Regions from separate parts of the Mus musculus genome. Here all the other regions are linked to region 1. Evidence: chromatin contacts called from ENCODE Hi-C data. All regions are on one chromosome and are shown on one strand. Each heading gives the region's core, a stretch centred on a gene start or an enhancer-like site at or near the end of the contact. The rest is flanking DNA. Distances are from core to core; before and after follow the strand shown.

The links. A loop is a pair of places that touch in the nucleus more often than their neighbours do.
Region 2: a map of regulatory T cell shows a loop between it and region 1 (9-fold over the local background). The contact joins the promoter of Sfxn1 here to the promoter of Dek in region 1. A Hi-C loop is called at or near these places in 2 of 37 maps with a recorded cell type or tissue (T-helper 1 cell and regulatory T cell).
Region 3: a map of T-helper 1 cell shows a loop between it and region 1 (8-fold over the local background). The contact joins the promoter of A730081D07Rik here to the promoter of Dek in region 1. A Hi-C loop is called at or near these places in 2 of 37 maps with a recorded cell type or tissue (T-helper 1 cell and regulatory T cell).

The regions. Positions count from the first base shown.
Region 1 is chr13:47,103,747-47,108,157 of GRCm38, forward strand. Dek (DEK proto-oncogene (DNA binding)) reads right to left here and starts at 2,475. Exons shown (of 11, transcript NM_025900.2): 1 at 2,327-2,475; 2 at 1,826-1,991. The coding sequence starts at 1,982.
Region 2 is chr13:54,069,429-54,073,839 of GRCm38, forward strand. Sfxn1 (sideroflexin 1) reads left to right here and starts at 2,417. Exons shown (of 11, transcript NM_027324.5): 1 at 2,417-2,504.
Region 3 is chr13:40,998,531-41,002,941 of GRCm38, forward strand. It overlaps A730081D07Rik (RIKEN cDNA A730081D07 gene), which reads right to left and starts at 2,616. Exons shown (of 5, transcript NR_155347.1): 1 at 2,536-2,616. It overlaps Pak1ip1 (PAK1 interacting protein 1), which reads left to right and starts at 2,480. Exons shown (of 10, transcript NM_026550.3): 1 at 2,480-2,883. The coding sequence starts at 2,800.

The DNA of each region.
Region 1 (4,411 bases), core at 1,225-3,724:
AGAACAGCAGCAGCATCCAAACACTATAGAGGAAAGGCGAAGTCACAGCTCGGCCTCTCATCTCCCCCAACTCACTTCCAATTCTCGCCTCACTTCACAGACCAGTAATTTCACTGACCCCACACCTCTCTGTCATCATACTGAAGGTAAGTATTCTGGGACAAGTAGAATAGAAACTTGCCGTTCCAGTTACCTGGAATGTCCCTAAAGAGAAAACTGAGTAAGAAGGAACCAGATTAAAACTGTGAAGGACTAAACCTACAAATAGCACTTTTAAAAACACAACCAACTTATTCAGCTAGAATGAAATCCAGGATCTTCTAAAGCACTCAATGACAGCCTCCCCAGACACTACTGTTTGGGCCTTTTATACAGAATGTCTCACTTTCTTTCTGCCCAAGAAAACTCACCACCTCTAGAACTCTAGTATCACAACTTTGCCCCACTAGGAAGAAAAACAAACAAAAACACACACACACACACACAAATCCTGTAAAAGTGTTAAAGTCTTAGTTATACTGATAGTGCAGTCAACTTTCAGTCATTATTGTTAGCATTCTTTCTAGGCTCCGCCCAACAGTTACCTAGCAACAGCCAGGTAGGCCTGGCTGGCTATAAAAGGGTCTATTTGTACTCTCTTAACTCTCTGCCCCCTTTCACTTTCTCCCCTTCCCCTCTCTCTCCACGTGTTCCTGGCTGCTCTCTCTCCTCCCCTGCCCCAAATAAACTGTTCTACACTACACTTATCTATGGCTGGTACCTCAGGGAGGAGGGATGCCTTAGCACACACTGCCATCATACCATGCTCTAAAACACCACATCATTGACTTTATAGAACACACCAATTATAAATAATCTAAAAGCAATTTAAACAATTCTTATTAAGATTTATAATTAAAGCCAAGGTTGTACTTAAATGACACGCTCCCATAAGGTCTTAGAGCACATACCACTTCAAATAATAAGTATGCCTTGTCCTCTTAACCTAGATGGTATTTATAAAAAAAAAAAAGAAGAAAGAAAAGAAAGAAAAGAAAAGAAATGACAGTTTGGGAAGAGCACTTTAACCTTTAGGCCTGCTCCCAAGTCTGGCTGAGCTGTGGCCATCTGCACCATTAAGCTAGATTGTGAAGCTGTGCCTTGGATTTTCCAATAGCTGAGCCTGTCGGGTAGACTGATGCATGCACTCTGACTGACACAATGCTTCTTCGCCCCGCTCTGCCTCTACTCAAATGAGGCTTCTTACCACCCTCCTTGGGTCAGAATCAGTCCCCAAAACCGAGAGAGCTGCGGGCTCCCGTTCTAACTTTCAGTTCAGTTTTCTCATTTTTAAACTACTTTCTCCAACAGCAACAACTTTCACGGCAAAGAAAAGCACTCCCACAAGAACCCTTATGGGGGAGGGGCGGGGGAGGGAATCAGCAGCTACACACAGCCGAGAATATGGAAATGAAAACATTTCCAGGATTTGCAAGAATGCCTTGCAGTGTTGTTTCGTTACGGAACCTCGGGGTAACTTCAAAAAGCGGATCTCAGACTTACAAACTCCCTAAACGAACGACGAAGTGTTCTGAAGGCGCATCGGGAAAAGGCTCTTGCTACACTTGCACCGAAACCTTGGCAAATACTCAAAAAAAAAAAAAAAAATCCAGATTCTCTGCCACTGATTGTTAGCATTCGCGTGAAATCCACCACTCCGACTTGACGCCTCTAAGCGTTAAAATGCAAGATAACTGTTTCCCAAAAGGAGCGAGGGAAGGGGAAACTTTTGATGTGGGAAAAAAAAAAATCCACCCGTGAGGGATGCGTATCCCTGCCCACCCACCTTTTTCTTCCTCCTCGTCCTCTTCATCATCGTCTTCGTCATCCTCCTCCTCCTCCTCACTCTCTTCCCTGGGACCCGGCATCTCGGGTTCCTTCTCGGATGAGGGCGGCACGGGGGCGTCCTCTCCCTCCGCAGCGGGGGCCGCCGCCGCCGACATGCTGGGGGCCTGCGGGCGGGGAGGAAGCCGCACGCTTCGGTTCTCTCGCTCGCGCGGGCATGGAGCGTGCCGAGCGCCCAGCGTCAGCTCCCCTCCAAGTCGCCTACCCTGGGTCTGTCACTCGGCCCGCCTCCCCGGGGATGCCCGAGGCGGGAAACCGCACCGCCCTCTCAGCCGCCCGCGCGCGCTCCCGCCCGGCCTGCGCCGCCCCGGGCCGGCTCGGGCCCGGCCAGTGTGGCCCAGGCGAGCCGAGCCTTGCGAGTCCCCTCCCCCGCGGCGGGCCTCAGTGCTTCTGGCCGCGTCCCCTCCCCGCTGCCCCGGCGCCTCCCCGCCGCCGTCCTCACCGCGGGTGCGCACGAGAAGGCCGCCGCTGTGTAGAAGTCGCGCGGGGCCGAGGTCCTCGCGCCGCGCGCTCGCTCTCTCTCGCGCTCTCTCTCTCCCCGCTCCTCAGAATCAACAAGATTTTCAAAATGGCGGTTCGGGAAGCAGAGCGGGAAGGCGCCGGCCAATCAGCGCGCGGCGCTGGGAGTTGGCGCGCGCGGGAGGGCGGGCGGGAGGCGGGGCGGCGGCGTCTCTCGCGGGCTGCCCGGGCGGGGTCTCGGGGGGTCTGCGGTCCGCGGGAGGACCCGGGTCGCGGCGTCCGGCGGGTGGCTGGGTGGGTGCACGGGGTGGCGGGCGGGCGCGAGCCGGGGCCTCCGCGCTGAACGGTTGGACGCTAGGGGGCCTGCGAGCTTCCAGCCTCCCGATCCCGGGAGAAAAATGACCGGCCGTCCTGGGCCGCGGAGCCGGGGAGCGTCTGGAGGTGACGAAGTTGAGGGATCCGCCGAAGTCTTTCTCGACTCGACTTCACGCGGCGATCACCCCGCGGACGGGGTTGATTCGGAGCCACCACGTTTGTTTCCGAGGGGTCGTTCGAGATGAAGGCTTCCAAATGAGACCTACTTGCGAGGCTTCCCGTCGCCGGTACGCTGCACCGTGACAGGGACCCACCACGTTAAGTGCTCACACCACCAGCGACATAAATAGGTTTCAAACCGGTGAATGTTAGACAGATTCACCCTCTTCCTTTCTCTAGCCCCCTTGGTCTCCCCTATAATGCAGATACGGTATTTGTCCAGCCACACTCTCCTGTCAAGAATTCTAGGCAAGCCCTCTGATACCTTTTAGAGTCCACAGTTTAAAAGCAACATTTCCTTACGTGCTCTCCTATGTGATTGTCTTCATTTTTTCCCTACCCTGAGAATAATCTCCCTCCCTCCCTTTTTTTTATCCAGTCAACCTGGTGGAAATATGATTGGTTTCATTTGCCATAATAGTCTCCAAGTTGAGGGACAAAAGTTAGACTTTATTTTCTTCTGTGCCCCTTTTGTAAACATACGCAAAGTCCTGCTATTTTTGCTTTCAGATCTTAAGCCATCTCCCATTCTACTGATTCTGCTCACCTTTCTTTGTTTTTTAGTTTGGGTTGCAACAGAGCCCTTTCCAAGGGCTACTCTCTCTGCCTTTTCCCACTAATCACACCTCAGCCAAAGCTATTTTATTTAGTTTGATCTTCTGCTTATAAGCCTCAGATGGTCCCATCATAACTTGGAATAACCTCCAAATTTCCATATCACAACGTGTAAGATGCTACTTAACTGGCTGCTGACCCTCTGTCTGATGGCTCCCTGACACAGTTGGCCTGTCAGTCACACATGCCTTCCCTCATGTTCCTGCACATGGCTGTCATTCACACTATCTAGGATTTACTCTTCCACTGCCAGGGCTGCTCCTTCCTATTGTCATCAATGAACTCGGTCCTTCCCATCACTTATCTCTGGTCAAGTATTTCTCTTACCTCCAGGCCATCACTGTTTTGATACCATTCTCATCCGTTCCTTTATAAGTACCGAATCCTCTGTCCATCATAACAGGCCTGCCATCTTGAAGACGAGACTGTAGTTGAGACATTAAGCAAAAATACATAGATTGTGTGGTAGTGATGCAGCAGTCACAGGGGGATCTGGAGTACCAGCAGGGGGGCTTTCCTTTTAAAAGGTCAGTGATTAAAGGAATGAGAGCGGAGAGAGACATGGTATGCTCTAAAGGATTATCTAAGCTGGGCAGTGGTGGCGCACACCTTTAATCCCAGCACGTGGGAGGCAGAAGCAGGTGGATTTCTGAATTTGAGGCCAGCCTGGTCTACAGAGTGAGTTCCAGGACAGCCAGGACTACACAGAAAAACTCTGTCTCGAAAAGCCAAAACAAAACAAAAAAACAAAACCAAAAGGATTATCTACATTACTGGACATGGGAAATAAGGGATAAGAGGATGAGAGTGAAGAGACGACATATTGGGAGAAGGAAGATTTTAGAGATGTTAGGATTGAGATTTATGATCACCAAAGTGAAAATTACAAATAAGCTGTCTTAGGGTTTTACAGCTGAGA
Region 2 (4,411 bases), core at 1,167-3,666, 7.0 Mb after region 1:
TGGATTGATATATTTATCTTAAATACTTGTTTACAATGTATGGGTTCTCTCTCTCTCTCTCTCTCTCTCTCTCTCACACACACACACACACACACACACACACACACACACACACACACACTAGCTCTTTGTAGAGTCCTTTTGTGTTTTGTTGGTTGTCTTAGTTAGGGTTACTAGTGCTGTGATGAAACCATGACCAAAGCAAGTCGGGGAGAAACAGGTTTATTTGGCTTACACTTCCTCATCATTCACTGTTCATCACCTAAGAAAGTCAGGACAGGAACTCAAACAGGGCAGGAACCTGGAGGCAGGAGCTGATGCAGACAGAAGCCATGCAGGGGTGCTGCTTACTGGGTTGATCCTCATGTCTTGTTCGGCCTGCTTTCTCATAGAACCTAGGGCCAGACTCCCATGAGTGGCATGACTCACAATGGGCGGGTCCTCCCTCCCCCATCAATGACGAATTAAAAAATTAATTCGTGCCACCAGCTTGCTTACAGCCTGATCTTATAGAGGTATTTTCTCAACTAAGACTCCTCCTCTCTGATGACTCTAACATGTGTCAAGTTGATTAGAAAACCAGTCAGGACATTGGGTCTTTGCTTTCTCTCTCAGTCCTTTTTCAGTCTGCTTTAGAATCAGACTAAGGACATATGGAAGTTCTGAGTATAATGAATACCATTGAAAATGTCTGAGAAATATTGCTCCAAGCTCTGCTCTCCATGTTTGTTTTATGAATTCACTTGCAATTGAGTTAGTTTTCTGTTGTCTAAGGCAGTGTATCCTACTGCCTTGTGATGCAGTATATTCAGGAGCCACAGGTATGGTGGGGAGGTTGGGCAGTAAAAGAATTCACGCAAGACAGTACTAGGTATAAAGGGACATGTTTAACGAGCACGGTGCAATGGGACAAAGCAGTAACAGACAAACTATCTTCTTGGCTTAGACCAGTTTTTAATGTGGGGACTGTCTTGGTTTCTTTTTCTGTTGCTGTGATAAAACATCCCAACAAAAGCCACCCAAGGGAAGGAGGAGTTTATCTTAGGTCACAGTTGGAAAGCACAGTCCATCACCCAGTGGAAGTCAAGGCAGCTGGAGCTTGAAGCAGTGGATCAGAAGGCTCCAAGGCAACAGCTCTTTTAGACCTATGGGTATTTAATTTGATCAGTGTGGCCTTGGTCACATCATCCACACTCAGAAGGAGCACTGCTTTTCTTTACAATGTTAGTAGGGCCTTCTGGGCCAGTCTCCCACAGTAGAAGCCCCTAAAGGTAGAAGCCTGATCCCCACTCCCACCCCCCATGTTCCCCTCTGGTGACCTTTTTTTTCAGCCTGTCCTGGATGTCTGATTGGCTGGATGGAGCTCCTCATTGATTCTGGTACAAACACATCCTTTCTTTTTTACCATTCTTCTGTGTTTGTAACTGTAGGACAATCTACTCCTTCAAAGTGTTTTAGCTGTTTTGGGCTCTTTGTTTTCTCATATACGTTTTACAGTCACCTTATTGGGATACAGACAGACACACTCAATGGGCGCGCGTGTGTGTGAGCGCACACACACAGAATCCAAATTCAGTTCGGAATCTCATTGCTTGTAGAGGTTATTTGGGGTAGAATTTCTGTCTTTAAAAAAAGGGGGAGGGGATTTATCTACCTGTGCAGAGAATGCAATTCGTTATTTGTTGTATTGTGCTGGCCTTCAGAATGCGTCCGAGATTCTATGCTTCTCTCCTCATCGTCCAACCTGGTCTAACCAGGTCCAACCTGACTAAGCTCATGACCTCTGGTCTGCACCTCCCCTATGGTCCCATCTCTGTCCAGCAGCCAGTGACTCTTTTGAAGGTGGCACTTGTATTGTCTAGTTTTTCTTAGAGGGCTGGCTGTGCCAAGCTCCCCCATTTTAAGAAGCATTAGGGGCTGGCGAGATGGCTCAGTGGTTAAGAGCGCCGACTGCTCTTTCGAAGGTCCCGAGTTCAAATCCCAGCAACCACATGGTGGCTCACAACCATCTGTAACGAAATCTGATGCCTTCTTCTGGAGTATCTGAGGACAGCTACAGTGTACTTACATATAGTAAATAAATAAATCTTTAAAAAAAAAAAAAAAAAAAAATACCTAATAAAAAATGGAAAAAAAAAAAAAAAAAAAAAAAGAAGCATTAGCCCAAATGAATGGAGGAACAATGATGATGGGTGGTCTTCTAAAAAAAACCAAATTGAAAAACAGTGGCATTGACCCGGGCTGCGGCTAAGATGAACTTAGGAGTTCTCAGTGTGGCCAGAAGCAGAAGCGCGGGCACATGGGGCGTGCGCAGACTGCGGAGCTCAGCAGCCAAAGCCATGAATGACACCGAGGCAGAGGCAGGAACCTCTGGGCGGGGCCGCGCGTCGTGAGCGCGCGTCGTGGCCGCGCTCCTGGGGGCGGCGCGCGGGGCCGCGGCGCTTCCGGCAGCTGGAGGCGGCGCCGAACGGGACCGAGCGGCGCGGGTGGCGGCCGGGTAGGCGGTGAGTGGCGGGGGGCTGCGGAGCGCGCGCGGGGAGCCGGAGGCGCGCGGGATGGCGCAATCTCGGGGGCTGCAGGGGACCCAGTAGGGTCCACTGTGCGCGCTGGGGTATGCCTGAGGCGGGTTACGTACGCCCGGGACCTCGTGAGTCCGCAGCTCTAGACTGGGGCTAGGGAGGCCTCAGCGTGGAACTGATCTTGTGGAACAGATGTGAAAGGGGAGCATCACGCACCGTGCCACGCGTCCCTAGCCACCGCGTGACGAAACATGCTGGGTGCAGGCGGCCAAGATGGCTGCCAGGGGACTGTCTCCACGAGGATGGGCGCGCGCAATTGCCAGGTGACCAGGTGGCTCTTAGTAGCTGGGACCCGGAGGTCCGCGTGGAGATCACTTGGTGGCCGACCTCCAGCTCTTAATCTCTTCAAGGGACCGAAGTGTCCCAGGTAGAACCGTGGGACCCTCACCCTCAGCTCCCACATCGTGTTCCTGCTGATCATCTCAGGTTCAACCGCCTCCAGAATGACAATGACCACACTAAGGTCTGTGCCTCCGGAGTTAGATCTCTGACTTTTGTATTCATCCAATGCTGCCAAATCCATAATCCAGATTTGAAAACTGAGGCATTAAAACTTGAATAACTTGCCTAAAGTGTCACAGCTGGCCAGGGAGAAGAGCCAGGCAATCCGAGTATATATATTGTTTCCACTTTGTCCCTCAGTGACGATGTGACGATTGAGAGACCTCGTGGAAAAGCGTAGTTCTGCTGGATTTCAGAATTTGGGCCTTTACCCGGGACTCTCCCTTTATAGTTTTCTCACACTCCTGATCCCTCATCTGCTGCACCTACTTTGGGTGCCTCTAGTCAGCAGCTCTCAACTGTGGTTGCATATCAGAAGTTTACATGACGATTCATAACAGTAGCAAAATTATGTTTATGGAATGGCAACGAAATAATTTCATAGTTGGAGGAATCACTAAACCATGTATTAAAGGCTACAGCATTAGGAAGGTTGAAAACCACTGCCTAGATTTTTCTCTCCGTCCTTGTTCCAGGCAGAGGCAGGAGTAGAGAGGCGAGCACTGAGGTAAAGAAGAGGACTTTGTGGGTCTTAGAATGCTGGACTCAGGCTTGCTGTGTGAAGGAGAGCTGTTTAGAGGACAAATGGAAGTTCAGCAGGAAGTCCCAGAACCTCAGGCCACCCCTCCCCACCCCCCACCCCACCCCCCTCCCAGGACTGAGGTTGTCACATTCACAGCAATAACAGTGTTTGGGAAGAGTTTGTTAATTCCCACCCAGCTCTGATAAGGAATTGCTCCATCTGTGTACTCAAGGGTGCAGCCAAAGGTCTGCAAAATGGAGAGAGTTGTGCTTAGTTTTCTGTAAAAGTTTGGTGAAACTATCCCGGGGTGTGCAGCAAAAGCTGGCTGAGAGGAAGCATCCCCTTTCCCCTCCTAACTTCTGCCAAGAAAGCTGTGAAGACAGCCAGGCCAAAAGGACTCATAAAGCAGTGGGGCCACTTTCTCTTTTATCTAAACTGTGTGTGTGTGTGTGTGTGTGTGTGTGTGTGTGTGTGTGTGTGTGTAGGAGGAGGAGGAGTAGTAGTAGTAGTAGTAGTAGTAGTAGTAGTAGTAGTAGTAGTATATATGTAGTATATGTCTGGGTGCAAGTGCTCTTTAGAGGCCAGAAGAGGGCATCAGCCCCCCCCCCCCCTGGAATTGGAGTTACCCACAGTGGCAAACTGCCAGATGTGGCAAATTCAGGTCCTCTGAAAGAGTAACAAGTTAACCACTTAGCCATCTCGCAGACCTCCTGCTGCCTGAAAATGAAACAAAGTATCCCTGCAGAAATGGCAGCTTTAGTTGTGCAAACAGGGTGCCTTTAGCTGTGTGTAGCTGTTGAAAAGGTGG
Region 3 (4,411 bases), core at 1,366-3,865, 6.1 Mb before region 1:
TATATGTAAGTACACTGTAGCTGTCTTCAGACACACCAGAAGAGGGTGTCAGATCTTGTTACAGATGGTTGTGAGCCACCATGTGGTTGCTGGGATTTGAACTCCGGACCTTTGGAAGAGCAGTCGGGTGCTCTTACCCACTGAGCCATCTCACCAGCCCATCTAGTTTCATTCTTATGCAAGCAGATCTCCAGTTTGCTAGTACCGATTAATGAATGTTATCTTTTTCCCCCAAAGCATATTTGTTGGTTCCCTTGAAAAATCAAGTGGGCGTTTCCTCACCATTTCATTTCCAGGTCCTCCATTCCTTTAGTCTGACTGTTTTTACACCAGTACCAGGCTGTCGTTATCACTAATAAAGTATAATTTGAGGTCAGGTGTTATAATTCTCCTTGCTGTGTTCTTATTTCTCAGGATTGCTTTGGCTATTTGTGATAGCCCCTCATTTCTGGTTCCAAATGAATTTGGAATTCATTTGGCATTTTTCTAAATTCTTTCTAAATTCTAAATTCTAAATTTCTAAATTTCTAAATTTCTAAATTCTAAATTTTCTAAATTCTTGAACTATGATATCAAAATTCATATTATAATAGAAGATTATAATATGTAGATTAATTGCAGTAGGACAGCCATTTTCACAATACTAATTCTACCAAGCCACCAGGAGCATGGGAGATCTTTAGGTAACTTTCTCCAAGAAAGATAAGGGAAATTAACAAAATGGAGATGAAGAACTTTTAGCAATCACACTTCCTCTGTTGTAATTTTAAAAATACCTGCACTTGCCAGGCATGGTGGTGCACGCCTTTAATCCCAGCACTTGGGAGGCAGAGGCAGGTGGATTTCTTGAGTTCAAGGCCAGCCTGGTCTACAAAGTGAGTTCCAGGACAGCCAGGGCTATACAGAGAAACACTGTCTCAAAAACAAAACCATAAAACAAAAAACACAAAACAAAACAAATACCCGCACTTATATTTCTCCAACAGCAGCTGGTATTTCCCTGGTGGTAATAAGGGGGCGAGGCGCTTCCAGGAACAATAGGGTAAATAAACCACAGGGTTCTGAAGCAGTTTTACTCATCCCCCACCCCCATTTTTTTTGATATGATTACTATTGCATTAAAATGAGTATGACCCAATGTAAACTGTAACACACCATGTATGGACAAGATGAGACTTTTCACTTTGTTCCAAGCTAAGGAGACATGTTCCAACTTTAGTGGTTCTCTGGTGAAAATGATTAACATGCTCAGGACAACTTAGCAATACCTGGAGATAAATTAAGTAACACAAGGGTTGCAAGTGGAATAGCCCAAACTGGAAGAGCCTTTACACAATTGAAAAATCATCAAAACACCCAAAGTCAAATTAATTACTTCCCCCTATACTCAAGCAAAAGAGGCTGTGTCGACAATTTGCAGCCTTAGAGAACAAGTGTTTGGAAACAATGTCTAAGCACTTAAGAACTCCATTAATTCACAGGCCTGTGTGAAGATCTGACATAAGCACCAACCCACCCGCTTTGACATATGCACTCATCCCTGACCCCGCCTAAAGAGAAAGGAAAAAAGGATATTATTGCTTTCATTAACCTCTGCACCTCCCCCCCTTAAAGATTTATTTATTTATCTTTATGCATAGGAGTACACCACCATTGCTTCCTTCAGACACACCAGAAGAGGGCACTAGACCCCATCACAGATGTTTGTGAGCCACCATGTGGTTGCTGGGAAATGAACTCAGGACCTCTGGAAGAGCAGACAGTGCTCTCAACCGCCTAGCTATCTCTCCAGCCCTGCACTTTGTCCCTTAACTCGGGTAGAGATGTAGCCACTGTCCTCCTCCCTCAAGACAAATCTTTTTTCCTGTACCATAGGTCAGCACATGGCCAGTCTGATTAGATACAAGAAGCCAGTAGGCAAGAAAAGCTGAGGAGATGGACGGCTTGCCTGCAGGCGGGACACGGACTGGCAGGCCCGGGCTCGCAATCCAGCGAGGGGACACTGCCAACTCCGGGTCCCGCGAGCCCTGACCGTCCCCGGGCCGACCCTAATCTGCTCTCTCTCGGCACGAAAACAAAACCCTTTGCTTGTGATCCGAGCCATGGGGAAGCTGCAGGAGGAAAACGGGTGCAAGGAGGCGCCAGGCTGGGCGACGAAGTGAGACTGGCTGCAAATAAGAAAATCATAGTTAATCCCAGCACCCGGGAGGCAGAGGCAGGCGGAGCTCTGAGTTCGAGGCCAGCCTGGTCTACAGAGTGAGTTCCAGGACTGTCAGGGCTACACAGTGAAAGCCTGTCTTCAAAACAAAACAAAACAAAACAAGAAAAGAAAATCATAAATGGAGGAAATGCATTCCGGATCCCCAAATCACAGCAACCCTCCAGGAACTACAAGGGTTGTCTAGACAACCGCTGGCCACCGGAGCCGGAAGTGGGCCCGCCCCTTCCTTAGGCGCGCCGGAAGTTGGGGCTTCCGGGGAGAAGTTCCCTCCCATTTCCCAAGGCCGGCGGAGCCCACGGCTTCCCAGGACTTGCCTGCTTGACACAACTTTTCTTTCTCTCTGCTCTGAGAGCCTCCTCCCGCGGCTTCCTTCCTTAAGCTCGTCGCAGAAGGGTCACGTGACGTCCCACGTAACGGAGGACGGAGCGCGTCCTCCGTTATTGCCATTTGCAGGCGCCTAAAAGGTGCCCCCGGGCGGTGACGTATAACTCGCGCGCCGGCTGAGGAAGGGAAGGGCCAGCCTCCGCAGCCATCGGGTCTCCACGCCGGCGTCTCTTGCCCGGCACGAGTGCTGCGGAATGGAGCTGGTCGCCGGCAGCTACGAGCAGGTCCTGTTTGGGTTCACGGTACAGCGCGGGCCCGCGAAGAGTGGCCATCAGGAGGTGAGGCAGCGCGAGCCCCGGGGCTGCGGGGGACAGGCGGGCTGGTCCTTCCGGGGCAGGACCGTGGAGGTTGTTATTTATCGCTGGTTCTCTATGGGTCTTGGATGGCGGACTTTGTTGGAAAACGGACAGGTTTATGCAGCTAATCCCAGCTCTCGAGAGGTTGAGGCAGGAGGAGAGTGAGCTCAGAGCTTGTGTGGAAAGATCCTGCTCTTTACAGAGTAGAGGCTTCTCAGAATTGAAATAATATTTACTTGCTATAGTAGATAAAATGTCTACAGTAGGTAACGAGGAATGTTCATCTCTGTCGGGAGTGGATGAATGGCTGCCAGAAGTGGTTGGGGCCAACGTAGGGAGGTGACGGAGAGAGGAGGGCTAATGCTTGCAGAAATGAAGTTTGATGGGAGGAATGACTGATTGCTTTTTTTTTCCTTGAAAGGTAACTATAGTTGACAGCATTAATTGTGTATTTTAAACTAGCTACTACAGCGTATTTTGAACCAGCTCAAAAGGGGTTGCCTTTTTCATATCTGATCTATGTATGCATTCAAATATCCCATTGTGCTCCATAAATATATACAGTTATTATCTGATAATTTAAAAGGTTAAGAAAAACCTTAAAGCATTCCTAAGGCATGAAAAAATAAGGTGTGCATTTAAGCTGACAATGATTGTAGTTCTTAAAGTTCTAATGTAAAAATAACTTCACCTTTCACTGAGTTTCTGTCCTGATTAACAAACTACTATAGGACTGGAGACATGACTCAGCGGTTAAGAGCGCTGGCTGGACTGGAGACATGGCTTAGCGGTTAAGAGCACTGGCTGTTCTTCCAGAGGGTCCTGGTTCAGTTCCCAGCACCTACACGGCAGCTCACAACTGTTTGTTAACTCCTGTTCGAAGGGATCTAATATCCTCCTACAGGCATACATACAGTCAAAACACCAATCTACATAAAATAAAAATACATTATACACAAAAGAACTACTACAGCTGGCCTGGGATGAAGAAAGTGATGCAGATTCACTGTTTATCGTCCACCTACTGTGGGTAGGGCGAAAGGTGCCAGAGGTGTGAGCCCTGCTGTTGTGGCCTTCTTGGTTGAAGGGATGGTGAACAAGCGAAGAGAGAAACACATGGAGGTTAAGTGTAGCACAGTATGAAATTTATTTTTGTCTGGTATGGCAAGAAGATACAGGTAATTGCCAACATAGTAGTCAGACAGTAAAGGGGATTAGAAGTGTCATCTATCAGGGCAGTGGCCCCACCCGTAATCCCAGCACTCAGGAGGCAGAGGTAGGCGGATCTCTGAGTTCCAGGACAGCCTGGTTTACACAGAGAAATTCTGTCTTGAAAAACAAAAAAGAATGATTATTTCTTGAACAGTTCTACTTATCACTTACTGATCTGTTTTGTCGAAAATTCCTTAGTGCCTGTTGTGGTTGGGTTTCTCCCTCCCTCCCTCTTTCTTTCTTTCTCTCTCTCTCTCTCTCTCTCTCTCTTTCTTTCTTTCTTGGTTTCTCCCTCCCT